Regions from separate parts of the Homo sapiens genome. Here region 1 is linked to region 2. A link is a contact called in ENCODE Hi-C or POLR2A ChIA-PET data. All regions are on one chromosome and are shown on one strand. Each heading gives the region's core, a stretch centred on a gene start or an enhancer-like site at or near the end of the contact. The rest is flanking DNA. Distances are from core to core; before and after follow the strand shown.

Evidence for each region. A loop is a pair of places that touch in the nucleus more often than their neighbours do. ChIA-PET counts read pairs that join two places held with the same protein, here RNA polymerase II (POLR2A). Pooled maps may share reads with other maps.
Region 1: a loop to region 2 is called in a map of kidney, with 4 times the contacts of the local background. The contact joins two enhancer-like sites. A Hi-C loop is called at or near these places in 6 of 168 maps with a recorded cell type or tissue (GM12878, IMR-90, endothelial cell of hepatic sinusoid and 3 more), 13 of 37 single-sample maps with no recorded cell type and 9 of 50 pooled maps. POLR2A ChIA-PET finds 5 or more read pairs at or near these places in 6 of 52 experiments (Caco-2, GM12878, H1 and 3 more).

Annotation. Positions count from the first base shown.
Region 1 is chr9:110,060,773-110,067,264 of GRCh38, forward strand. The region is part of intron 7 of PALM2AKAP2 (PALM2 and AKAP2 fusion); the gene reads left to right. Among named protein-coding and RNA genes, the nearest start is that of C9orf152, 140 kb to the right of the region's middle. Within about 2 kb of position 4,884, at least 5 of the 41 ENCODE cell types and tissues checked have a DNase peak (open chromatin) inside an H3K27ac peak, as active enhancers do.
Region 2 is chr9:110,099,558-110,106,350 of GRCh38, forward strand. All of the region lies in intron 7 of PALM2AKAP2 (PALM2 and AKAP2 fusion), which reads left to right. Among named protein-coding and RNA genes, the nearest start is that of C9orf152, 110 kb to the right of the region's middle. RefSeq lists an enhancer at 6,459-6,793. Within about 2 kb of position 2,084, at least 4 of the 41 ENCODE cell types and tissues checked have a DNase peak (open chromatin) inside an H3K27ac peak, as active enhancers do.

The sequences.
Region 1 (6,492 bases), core at 3,634-6,133, 36 kb before region 2:
TGTATTTTTGGTAGAGACGGGATTTCGCCATGTTGGCCAGGATGGTCTCCATCTACTGACCTTGTGATCCACCCGCCTCAGCCTCCCAAAGTGCTGGGATTACAGCAGGAGTTTTTACTCTAAATATTAAGTTAAGCTTACAAGTTAAGCTACTTGTAAGCTGTCTGAAGGTCTATTTCCCTGACTTTGCAGTTCCTTAATTTTGAAGGCAATCTCTGCCTGTATGTCTTCTTCCTTAGAGACCTTTGTCCCGTTAAGGTAACCTCCTCTCCCAGCCCACACCTTCTAAAGTACCTTGTCACGTCTCATGAACTCCACAAGGGTCCTCTTGGGCATGATAATGTGTGTCACCTCTTGCAAGATCCACTAAACCCTCTTTGCCACAAGTTATGCTTTTCAAAGTCCGCCTGAAAATATGCTAACAAGAATCATTGTACAACTGACTTGCAAATACTTGAACAAATACAAATTAACAATTACTGCAGCTTTATGAAGAATGCATCCAAACCAAGGACAGAGTGGAGGAAGACATAATACAATGTATGGGTACAATTTAATAAAACCTTGAACCTTTAACATGGGCCCATTTTCATGCATGCATTGTGATCAAGTTTTGTTCAGAAGGGTGTAACTTAACTTTGAAAAAAACTATACATTTTTATGTGTTTTCAGTGAGTTTAACCTTCCATAAGCACAGATACTCTGTTATAAAAGTGAGTTTAAGCTGCTTCTTGATAATGAATGTTGACTGAAAGTCAGGCCCTATTTCCAGTGTCATATGTGGATTGTCATATTTAACCCCCGTAACAACCTTTGATAGAGATACCATTATTTTATATATATATATAAAATATATATATTTATTTATATATATATGTGTGTGTGTACATATATATATGTGTACAACAGGTACACACCACCACGCCTGGCTAATTTTTGTATTTTTAGTATAGATGGGGTTTCACCATGTTGGCCAGGCTGGTCTCGAACTCTTGAGCTCCAGTAATCTGCCTGCCTCGGCCTCCCAAAGTGCTGGGATTATAGGCATAAGCCAACATGCCAGACAAATATTATTATAATTTTTTGTTACAGATGAAGAAACAGACACAAGGGTTTAGGGCAAGGGTACACAGCTAGTGGCAAAGCCAAGCTTGGAATCCCTATAGGCTAGTGGTTAGAGACAGTCTCTTAATCATTCCTGTTTTTACTATGCTGCCTTCTTAGTGCTTAATACAAACTAAGCTTGTTGTCTCCTTTTACTATGGTTGGGGGTATAAATCTCAGTCCATAAACAAAGGCTTACAAAAAAATAGCATTAAAAAAATTTTATTTTAAGTTCCAGGATACATGTGCAGGACCTACAGGTTTGTTACATAGGTAAACGTGTGCCATGGTGCTTTGCTGCACCTATCAACCCATCACCTACATATTAAGCCCTACATGCATTAGCTAGTTATCCTGATGCTCTCCCTCCCCACCCCCTCCAAGAGGCCCCAGTGTGTGTTGTTCCCTTCCCTGTGTCCATGTATACTCATTGTTCAGCTCTCACTTGTAAGTGAGAACATGTGGTGTTTGGTTTTCTGTTGCTGCATTAGTTTGCTGAGGATAATGGCTTTGAGCTCCATTCATGTCTCTGCAAAGTACATGATCTCATTCCTTTTTATGGCTGCATAGTATTCCATGGTGTATATGTACCACATAAAAAATAGCATTTTAAAACTTATGTAAATTAATTTTATCTCCAAGCCTTCAATCTGTCCAACTATAAGAAAATGTACCCCATTATTTTTAGACACACCCACCCTAGGATTACCTGCAGGACCTAAGGTTTTAGAATGTGCTAGGTTGTGGGAAGTGGTCCATCCAACACCTATCTACAATGGTTTCAACAGTGATTTCTAGCACATGTGTTATATTAGTTTGCTAAGGCTGCCATAGCAAAGTACCACAGCCTGGGTAGTTTAAACAACAGAAATCTATTTTCTCATATAGTTGTAAAAGGAAGTTAAATTTTGGGACCCCAAACTCATTTAGCCAAAGGGAAAAGTCAAGCTGAGAACTGGGTCACGCAAACCTGCCTCCCCTCTTTGGTTCCTAAATAAGATGGCTACAAGATGAAAAAATACCTGCCTTCCCTATATTTTGCCCACAGGGAAATTCCTGGTGAGCTGTTAAAACTTCACCATGGCAATGCAAATTGATAGTTTATCTTATACAGGCGCAGTCACCCAGGCCCTGCCAGACTCAAAAGCATATCTGATTGTTCCCCTACCCCATTTTGTCTGTGCTATCTTATGTAAAATGCAGATTCTCCACATTTTTTCCTCTGCCCCTTTTGTTTATGTGAAAACTGTGTGCTTCTCAATATCCCACCTTTTCTCCTTTAAATTTGGAATCCTCAAAATCATCTCTGGAGAAAGGCATACATCTGTCTCCCAGGCATGTTCTTAACTTTGGCAAATAAATCTAAAATGATTGAGATTTGTCTTGTCATTTTCTTCCATTGACAGAGGCTAGAAGACCAAGATCCAGGTGTTTGCAGGGTTGGTTGCTTCTGAGGGCTGTGAGGAGAGGTTCTGTTCTAGGTCTTGGCTTGTAGATGGGTGTCTTCTCCCAGTGTCTTCACATGGTCTCTCCTCTGTGTATGTATCTGTGTCCAAATTTCTATTTTTTTTTTTTTTTTTGAGACAGAGTTTCACTCTTGTCACCCAGGCTGGAGTGCAATGGCACGATCTCAGCTCACTGCAAACTCTGCCTCCCAGGTTCAAGTGATTCTCCTGCCTCAGCCTCCCAAGTAGCTGGGATTACAGGTGCCCACCACCACGCCCAGCTAATTTTTTTTTGTATTTTTAGTAGAGACAAAATTTCACCACGTTGGCCAGGCTGGTCTTAAACTCCTGACCTCAAGTGATCCACCCACGTTAGCCTCCCAAACTGCTGGGATTACAGGCGTGAGCCACCACGCTTGGCTCAAATTTCCTCTTCTGTAAGAACACCAGTCATATTAGACTCATCCACTCTAAAGACTTCATTTTAATTTAATTACCTCTTTAAAGACCCTGTATCCAAATACCATCACACTCAGAAGTATTGGGGGTTAGGGCTTCAACATAGGAAGTGGAGCAAGGGTTGGGGTAGGGGTGCACACAGTTCATCCCATTTGAGGCTCTTTACCAGTTCATGCAGGCATGGGACAGGTCAGGGAAATCCTTGGTAAGTCTGGGAACCTGGAGCCCCTCTTCTCTGAAGCCTTGCCAGTTCCCTTAGGAGCTTCCACGGACCAAAGTGAAACACCCAGGGGTGGAGGGGGTAAGGAGCTTTTCTAGAACACCTTGCAAATCTTGTTGATGGCTTAGATGTTTACAAAACTCTAGAAAAATCTTATCTCCTTGATATGAGATCCTGGAAGCAAGGAGTTAAAAGCCTGGCTGCCTACCTAAGGAGGAGGAGGAAGGAGTGGAAGTAAACGAAGACATTGATTATGATAGAAAAAATGTTAATAGAAGGCGATTTTTGGAAGCCAAAGAGAAAATTCAGCTTGAATCCCCTAGTAGTGTGTATGCTCATCTTCCCAAGACGGAAGTGCCTCTCCTGTCCGACCTCCTAGCCCAGCCTCGGTCTGGAACACATTGGGTCCTAGGCACCCAGCAGTGAATTGGCTCAGAAAGTGTTTGAGGGCTCAAGTGAGTCCAGGAACGATGGCTCACGCCTGTAATCCCAGAACATTGGAAGGCTGAGATGCGAAGATTGCTTGAAGCCAGGAGTTCAAGCCTGTGTAGTTAGTGGTATGTCCTCAGCAGAAGCCACAGGACTGTGATTTGAAGAGAAGGATATGGGGTTGAACTGCTTCTTACTGCCACGGCAGCTCTCTGGCCCCGGAACTGGGGCAGTTCCTTCATTGTCCCACCTCTGTCATCGCAGGAATCCCAAGCTGTCACACTTCTCAGTATTGTTTCCTTTGCAATTTGATGTGGACTTGGCACATTTCCAAGGTGGAAACGACCCCTCATTCATTATTTTTGGGACCTCGGTGGCCCCGTGATAAGGGAAATGATGGATGCCTGGACTTGTCTTCTGGCATTGCGCACCAGATATCAGGGCCCTCCACAGGACCAGCCTATGAGACAGGAAGAGGCTGAGGTCTTAAAGACATACTTTCTTGGGAGTTTGATGTTTCCTCTTGCTTCCACAGCTGTCAGAAAGGGCTTGTTCTGAGGGTGACCTGCAGGTTGCAAGGCTGTGGAAACATAGCAGTGACAGCGTTGAATGGCTTGTCCCCATCAGTAAGCTTTGGTGTCACACCAGCCGGATGACTTTCTGGTGGAGGGCCAGCTTCCTGCACTTCCGTGACAGCAGCCTGACAGCCCCATGGAGGCATGGCTGTAGACATTAAGACATTTCTGTAGACATTTGTTCTAGTTGTTGTCCTTTTTTGTCTGTTATTTATTATTTATTTATTTATCATTATTTATTTAGAGACAAGGTCTCACTCTGTCACCAGGCTAGAGTGCAGTGGTGCAATCATGGCTTATTACAACCTTGATCTCCTGGGCCCAAGCGATACTCCCACCTCAGCCTCCTGAGAGGCTGGGACCACAGGTGTGCACCACAATGCCTGGCTAATTTTTAAATTTTCTGTAGACAGGGTCACACCATGTTGTCCAGGCTGGTCTCAAACTCCTGAGCTCCAGCGATCCTCCCACCTTGGTGTCCCAGAGTGTGGGGTCTTAGGTGTGAGCCATCGTGCCTGCCCTGTTTTTCATTTTAATTGTGTGACATAAAATGTAAAATGTACCCTCTAAACCATTTTTTAGTGTCCAGTTTTGTGGTATTAAGTACATTCACATTATTGTGCAACCGTCCCCACCATCCATTCACAGAACTCTTTCAACTTGCAAAACTGAAACTGTATGCATTAAGCAATAACTATCCCTTCCTTCTTTCCTCTTCCCCAGCTCTTGGCAACCACCATTCTACTTTCTGTCTCTATGAAGTTGTCTACTCTAGTAACCTCATATAAGTGAAATCACGTATTTGTCTTTCTGTGACTGGCTTATTTCACTTAGCATAATGTCCTCAATGTTTATCCATGTTATAGCATGTGTCACAATTTCCTTCCTTTAAAAAAATTGAATAATGTCCCATTGTGTTTATATGCCACATTTTGTATATCCATTCATTCATTCGATACTTGGGTTGCTTCCACCTTTTGTCTTGCCCTTGTTTTTGAGAGGTTAATCCATCTATGAGGTCCTCCAGGCATCAAAAGAGTTCCCCAGTTCCCTACTTTGGAGAAGTTCACTATCCCTAGCAAAGATGCAAAGAACAGATACATGAAAAAGTAAATCATGGTGCAAAAGTTGTATGAGACAACACTTTAAGATGTATCCTATGAGCGTAGGTGTAGATTTGCAAAATGGCTGGTGTGGAGTTTCTGGAAGAGGATGGCTTAGAGAGAGTATGGACTTAAAGCAGAGTTAAGGAGCCCAAGCTGAAATCCTGGCTTTGTGACTTCCTGTCCTTGTCACTTTGGGTGAATTATTGAACCTTTGTAAGCTTTAGTTTCCTCATCTGTAAAACGCAGATAATAGTACTTACCTCATAGAGTTGTTGAGAGGATTAAGTGAGTAAATGTAAGTAAAAGATGGGCGTGGTGATTCATGCCTGTAATCCCAGCACTTTGGGAGGCTAAGGCAGGAGGATTACTTGAACCCAGAAGTTCTAGACCAGCCTGGGCAGCATAGTGAGACCTTGTCTCTAAAAACAATTTAAAAACTTAGCTGGTCATGGTGGTGCACACCTGTAGTCCTGGCTGCTTGGGAGGCTGAAGTGGGAAGATCCCTTGAGCCCAGGAGTTCTAAGGTGGCAGTGAGCTATGATCACAACACTGCACTCTAGCCTGGGGAACAGACCAAGACATTGTCTCTTAAAAAAAAAAAAAAGTAGGTAAAGATTGAAACAGGCTGGCACACGGTTAGAACTCAGTACTAAAATATAAAGGAGATAACATATTGCCCACTAACATTTTGGCTATTTTTAATATATTGTTCTTGTCTTTTTAATGACCACAGATACTCTTTAGTATCTGTTTGCTGCAGTTTTTGCAGGTATTCATGATGCCTGTTATGCCTTTCCTATTTTACCTCCTTTTCAGATTATGATAGTTTTAGCAAAGAAGTATTCAGTTCTAGAGACTCATTATCAAGGAAAGAGAGAGCTCTTCATTTGGTTTTATCAGATAATAGATAATAATAAATATGGCCTGGCTTTCTTTGCACTGGGAAGATAGAGAATGAGGAAGGAGAATGACTATTAGTCATTCTAACGTTAGTCTGTTTTATCGAACTGAGGAGGGAGTTAGCTTTCTCCAACTCTGGGCAGATTACCGAGAGTAGGATGCCAGGTTACATTCTCTTGGGAGAACAGTGCTATCATGGCTGATCTCTCAATTAAGGACTTCATATTTAGATTATTTAAATCTCAAATATTGAA
Region 2 (6,793 bases), core at 834-3,333:
GCCCAGACAGCACAGGCTTTTCCTAGCAGATGGGTGGCATTACCTCACTGACATTTAATGAATAGGTTGCCCCCAGGGGGTGGAATTGTAGCAAAGTCTATTATGAAATCTCATTTGCTTTGCATGAATCAGTTTAGGAGTCCCGAGAAAACAAAATTTGAAAAATGAAAAGTGGCCACATAGCTTGCCCTGTAACTGCTTGGACATGGCAGGTAATAATCATAGTCAGTTTGCGCTTTTATGATGGAGAGGGCTTTCAATTGATTTGTATTTCTTGTGAGTAGGAACAAAGCCAGTTGTAAGTACCTTTTAGCTTTGTTCCCTCCTTTCTCATTTTCTAGGACTGTAGCATCTGGGGCATATAATTGAGCTCTGAGAGCCGAGAGCTGGAGGGGGAGGGGGTGGTCAGAGGAAAATTATTCAATTCACACATATAACATGCATATATATATGTGTGTGTGTGTCTTAAACATATATGCATATGTATGTGTGTCTATATATATATATATATATATATATATATAGAAACATAAATATTTTATCAAGTTGAGAATGGGAGAATAGATTTCTTTCAGCAAACAACCTCAAGCCTATTATACATCTGATTTATGAAGGGTAAGAAATTCAACCTTAACCCAAGCAAAGGTTTAAAAAGGCAGCATGGGTATTATTGGGCTTAGGAAAAGGTGAAGGCTGCCTTGCTGCCGTCCTGGAAGATTGAGACAGTGGTAACAACACGTGCAGCAACCCCCTGCACTTCTAGAAGGAAGCTGATATCTGTCTACATGTTTCAGCGTTTGTCTCTGAACCTAGTCTTTTCTTGGTCACATAGGGGAAGCAACAGAGGTGGCTTATCATAGCAATGCAAAAGCCTTTAATGAAAAATGGGCTCAGGTTTTGGTTCCTATAAGATGGTGATTCCCTTCCCCCACAAAGGCCTTTGTGTACATGGGGTGAGGTAGGGGTCTGAGAAAGGCCACTGGAAATGGAAGGCTTAACGGCCAGTCCTCTGCTATGTCCCAGATGGAAAGCTCCTTGTATCTAAGAAAGGCAGGAAACCATGTCACCTGGCTTCTGATATGTAACAACCCCAAATTATTCTCCGACCCCTTGAAGGCCAGCTGGGCTCTTTTGCATCAGGGGGATTGTGTTTAGAATTTGTGTCAACTGTCTTTGTAGAGATCCTTCTGGATAACTACTACAATTCCTGGGATATTCTTACAGTGGGCACATGACAAAGACATGTGACATTGGCCCAAACCCCCCTCAACTTGGAAAAGGGGTGGATTCCCCCAGCTGACTTGAAGATTCTGGTCTGTGGATTCAGCAAGAGTCTGAGGCCTCTGCTGAGTGAGCCAAGGGTGGCTTCCGGGGAGGTGAGTGCCTGGAGGAGAATGTTCCCAGAGCCAAGATGGGATGCCTCCTGGTATCAAAGTGATGTTCAGATTTTTTCTGGAAATCTAGAATAGGATAAATGTGAATAGAGATTAGAGTGAACATCTTCTAGGATTTGAAGCCCTTGAGAGCTTCTAGGATTTGAAGCTCTTGGTCTTGAGACCAAGCCTCTGCAATGCATCTGGGGTCCGTTGCACAAGTGTGTGTCTTTTTACCAGGTCTTATCCCCGCTTCAGCCTTTTCTCTCCTGTTAGGGATCAAAACTTGCCAAAACAGAAATTTTAAAAAGACACGCAGGATGTGGGGCTGCTCCTGGGAGGTTTGCTGTGTGTGTTTGGGGTCCTGCACCCTCCACTCCACTCCTGAGTGTCCAAGGGTGGATGTCCAGAAATTTAGCCACCTACTCCCATCAGTGTAGCCAGAACCTTTGCTGGGAGTTAATCTCTCTCCCTCATTACTTTCTGATCTGCTTGAAAGACAAATAGAGGTTAGGGAAATATATTAATATCAGTAAGTCTCCATGGATGGCCCAGGTCAAGGCAGACAAAGGTAGTCACACGCTTTCAGGGGCTGAAAGACAAGTAGAGGTTAGGGAAATGTATCAGCGCATCTCCATGGATAACCCAGGCCAAGGCAGACAAAGAAAGCCACGTGCTTTCAGGTGCAAACAGCGGCCGCCTTTTTTCACTGGACATCATTGGGCAGCTGTTGCTGTCATTTCCCACGGCCTCTCTGGAGGGGAAACACAGCTGGCTTCTGTGGGCCAGCCTGAAACCATCTGCAGCTGCTTGCATGCTTTCAAATGTAAGTAAGGGAATTTCAGCTGAGGTTAATCTGGGAAATCCTCTGTATGAAACATTTTCCTTTTCACTGTTCCCTTTCCTTTTGGATATAACATATGACCCACTTACGAGGCAGCCTGTTGGATCACTGGTCCCCAAGGAGCTGTGGATGTCTTCCCAGATTACTCCTGCCACCACCAATGCGTCTACCACCATGAGAGCTGCTGCTGATGGGCACTGCACTGTGCATGTTGCATATGTGATCTCATTTAGCACTGTGACACTCCAAGGACCACACTCTTGTCTCATTTTCGGATAAGGAAGCTGAGGCTCCAAGAGGTCCAGCAGCTTGTCTTAACAGTGAACAGGTGCAAAACCAAGATTTGAAACCAGTTTTTGATCTTGGTTTGATCTTGATGCCACATCCCAGCCTCTTTCTACCTCTGTAGGACGGCTTTGTGTCTCCTCTGCATTTTCAGCCTCCATTGCTAATCTGACACCATCTAAAGCAGGAATATCCTTATTAATGGAATAGTGCTTAATGGGATTAGGCTTACTTCTGTATTCTAGACAATATTTACTGAGCTGTTAGATGTAATGTGTTCAGAAATAATACAGGGATTTATGAATATGTATTAAATATTAGAGTATAAACTTTATCAAGCAGAGAATATATTTGTCCTCCAGTGTTGTTGACCTTGTATGTTTTTTGTTTGTGTTACCTCCAGAGCTGGATTTTGAAAGATTAAGCCAAGAAAAAAAGATGAGACATTCAAAAGTAAATAAATTAGTTTAGGCCTGGCTTTTCTGGGGCCATGGAGTTGTTATCCCAAAGTCCTTGCTTGGACCTCTCCTCCTCTCCACTCCTCCCCTCCCCTCCCCTCCCCATTGGGCACTGCCAGGGCCCAGTACAAGTGAAACAGATGCTCAACTCCTAGACTTGTGGAGGCTTAGGTAGACCAGCAAGTCACTATTAGGACAGAAAAACAAGACCACGTCATTCCCCAGCCCAATCCCTTATGCTTTCTTTCAATGACACTTAAAATTTAAGACCCAAACCTACATGATCTGGCCCCATCTGCCTTTTCAGACTCTTCTTCCTCCTCGAGCCCCTTACCCCATCCTAGCCACCGAAGCCAGTGATGCCACATCCCAGCCTCTTTCTGCCTCTGCAGGACAGTTTTGTGTGTGCTCTGCATTTTCAGCTTCAATTGCTAATTGTCCTCTCTTGTCCTCACTTCTTTCACTCCCATCTCAGGGTTTCTGCATGCTGGTTCTCCTGCCTGGAACAGCCTTCTACCCACCCTTTGTGACTTAGTTCACTTCCCAGATTTCAGAGGGCAGCTCAGCTTTCCCTTCCTCATGGAAACCTCCCCTGACCTCCCTGAGTAGCCCAAACTCTCCTATTGTAGGCACTCTCAGAGCGCTTCTCATAGATGCAATTTTACGTTTGTTCGTAATTCTGTTTTGTTTTTTCACAACAATAAATTTTGAGAGGGCAGCTCTATGCCTAGTCTCCACCCTGTGTCCCCGATGCCCAGCACAGTGCCTGAAGCACAGTAGGTATTCAGTTGCCTTGGTGAATGAATGAATAAAGCCAAGCCAAGCACAGTACTCAGATCTCAAGCTCATAGTCACTGCATAGCTTGTGCTAACCTTGCAGCAAGTGAGACACTAAGCAAGTGAACAGCTTACATTTCTTAGTGGTGGTGTTAAATTTACAAGGAGAGCATGTCACCTCTCACTTCAAGTTTCCACACTTTTAGGCCATTCTTAGTGTTAATAGCCTGTGGAGGACTCTTTGAGGAGAGAAGAGGGGAATTCCAAAGATTCAGCTTGATAAATCCTTCATCTTTGACCTCATGTGTATTCTACTTAGGAATTAAAACGTAGAGTATGGCTGCTGCTACAAATCTTCTTTGCAGTTTTTCCTCTGGCTGATTTTTCTACTTTACCTGGAATTTTTATCCTGAATTTTTGTCCTTTTTTGAATCCATGTGGCACACATACATTGCCCTACCAGGTTTATTTGTGTTTGAGATTTGAGATGCTATCTGAGGCCAAGACCTCCAGAATTAGATGGGCCTTTGTTCCCAGAGCCTCTTTGAACAGAGAGAAATTCTTTGCTATGTTGGCAAAAGATCCTTCATATCTATCTGTCTTTCTTTCTTGTTCAGACTTCTCTTTTGGCCACGTGAACGTGGATCCACCTGCCCCGTCTTCTGGCCTATGCTGTGATCCCTGGAACATTTCAGGTTTGAGTGTCAGCCACATCTTCTTTAGGACCAGTCAAGGGTTTGCCTCCAGGAACAGTGGAATCTATTGAGTGCCCCCCAGGGAGTTCCCCATATGCTGGTTTGTTTGTCACTTGGCCACACAGTTCTACTTTTTCCTCTTTGTCTGCAACTGAACAGCCTAGGAAACTTACAAGATTTCTGCTTTTTTTTGGGGGGGCGGGGGGGTAAGGTATCGTATTTTGAGTTCAATCTGGTCGCAAACTGGATTCTGTCCAGATTTTTGTTGGGATTTCAGATGTTTAGCCCCAAACAAATTGAAAGTTAAATTGAAACTGGTCCAGATGAGGTCATGCTTAAGATTTCTCCCACAGCACAAATCGTACCTTACTGGAAGCTACTGTAAGGGCAGTTCTTGAATCTCTGCATTCCCAATACATACTCATGGTAAAAACAGTTAACAGTTAATTCGCTTGTGTTCCAGTGACTTGAAAAATAAGCATTAGCACCCTGGAGACCTCGTCTTATCAAGTTCTGAAGGATGGTTTTTATAGCTAGTATAAACCCTTAGTTTATCAGCTTCACTGGCCTAGAAACCCCTCAGACCTGAATATTTGGGATCAGCAGAATGGGCCAAGCTTAGGAATTCCAAGAAGGCAGACTCAAGATAGAGGGCTGCCAAAGCTCACAGATGTGGAATGAAACCAGTTTCAAAACCTGATTCTTCGCTCAGTTGGAATGTGTTTTAAAACCTGGACTCACTTGAGATGTTTGCACCTGGTAAGAATGTTTCAAACCTTGAATTCTACTTTGTGTAATTATCTGTGAAACGTAATGATGATAGCTCCAAGCTATCTCATAAAGCTGCTGAAGTCTTCAAAGCATTCATTCTATCTTCCTGGAGTTACAGAAACACAAAATGGTAACAGGTGTGTCATATGCATCCAGAGACTACCTCGAACTTTTCTCTCTAGAACTCAAGCTCCAGACTTGAGATATTAGTTAATAGATTGATAAATTGACTCAGGTTAAGTGGTATTATTTCTTAGATTATATAGTGTCATCCTACAGAGTAACCCCATTTTACAGGAGAAACAAAGTTGGCCAGAGGACGAGGCTAGAACCCCTTTCTAGACTGTTAATTCAGGCAGAGCTCTGTATATGTTTTAATGGTTAGTTTTCTAAAGAGTTTTACCTAGAGGCCAAATAAATCAGAAGCTCAAACGCATATGTTCTCTGTCTTCTTTTTAGACTGGCTTGCAAGAAAGCCCTTGGGTTACTTTTTGCCAGAAAAGAGCATGCAGAGTGAACTTGTGACATAATACATTCCTTGAAGCTCCCACGTTATAGTTTCCTGGTAACATAGAGTTGTTTATATTATTGCTACTTAAAACTTGGTTGCTTTGTAGATCCTACTTGGGAATTGAATTAACTTCAGTGAACTTGATAGAAGCTGCATCTTTCTGTAAAGTTTTGGGCAGGTTTTGTCACTGACATTAGGTGGTGATGATTTTAAAGGACTCCCATTACTTATCCAACATGTGCACGCATACTGTATATATGTCATTAGAAATAATTAGGAGTTAATTTTCAATAAGGTCCATTTGGTGGCTACAAATTAATCCATTTAAAACCCCTGATATTTGACCCTATTAATTATATCCTGCTGTTCATTGGTGCTTAACCCACAGAGCTAATGAGATGCCTAAGTACCACTATTTTTCATTGCTCTTTACTGTAGGGAAGTAGGTCTCTCTTTTTCTTTTTAATGTGAGTGGACATAAAATTTATCAGCAGGCATATCCACAGAAAACTGACTTTATTACAAGTATCCTTTTAGACTTGCAAGCTCCCTCAGCTAGTTAATTTTGCGTTTAAGTCTATGTGATTTTCATTCTAATGTCTTTTGGAATTAAATGTAATGTTGTAAGAAAAGAAGCGTCTGACCAATAAAGCAAGGCAGTCTAGGCTGTTTTATATATATATACGCACTTTATCCTGTCTAATGTAGTGCTCCTATTTTCTTTTTCATATTCTTTCTGTTAGAGCCAAATTCACTACTCTGACTTTGCATAATATAAATACAGATATCCTTACTCATTAAGAGGCTGTGTTGTTTTAGAAATTAGTAAGTGGCTACATCTGCATAATTTTGCATTGGTAAGAGTTGGCTTCTTTAGCGAACATGATTTTGTATTTTTGGAGAGGAAAACCTTGGGCCCATCAGGTTAGCCTTTTCTGAGATGGAGACTCAAGTGGGACCACCCAGGATGGTCACAGCTTCAACTCCCACACAATGAGAACTTGTGACTATAGCCTGGGAGAGCTGACTATGCAGGAGACAAGAAATCAGAGAGTTGGGTCCAGAGGTAGCTGGCAGAA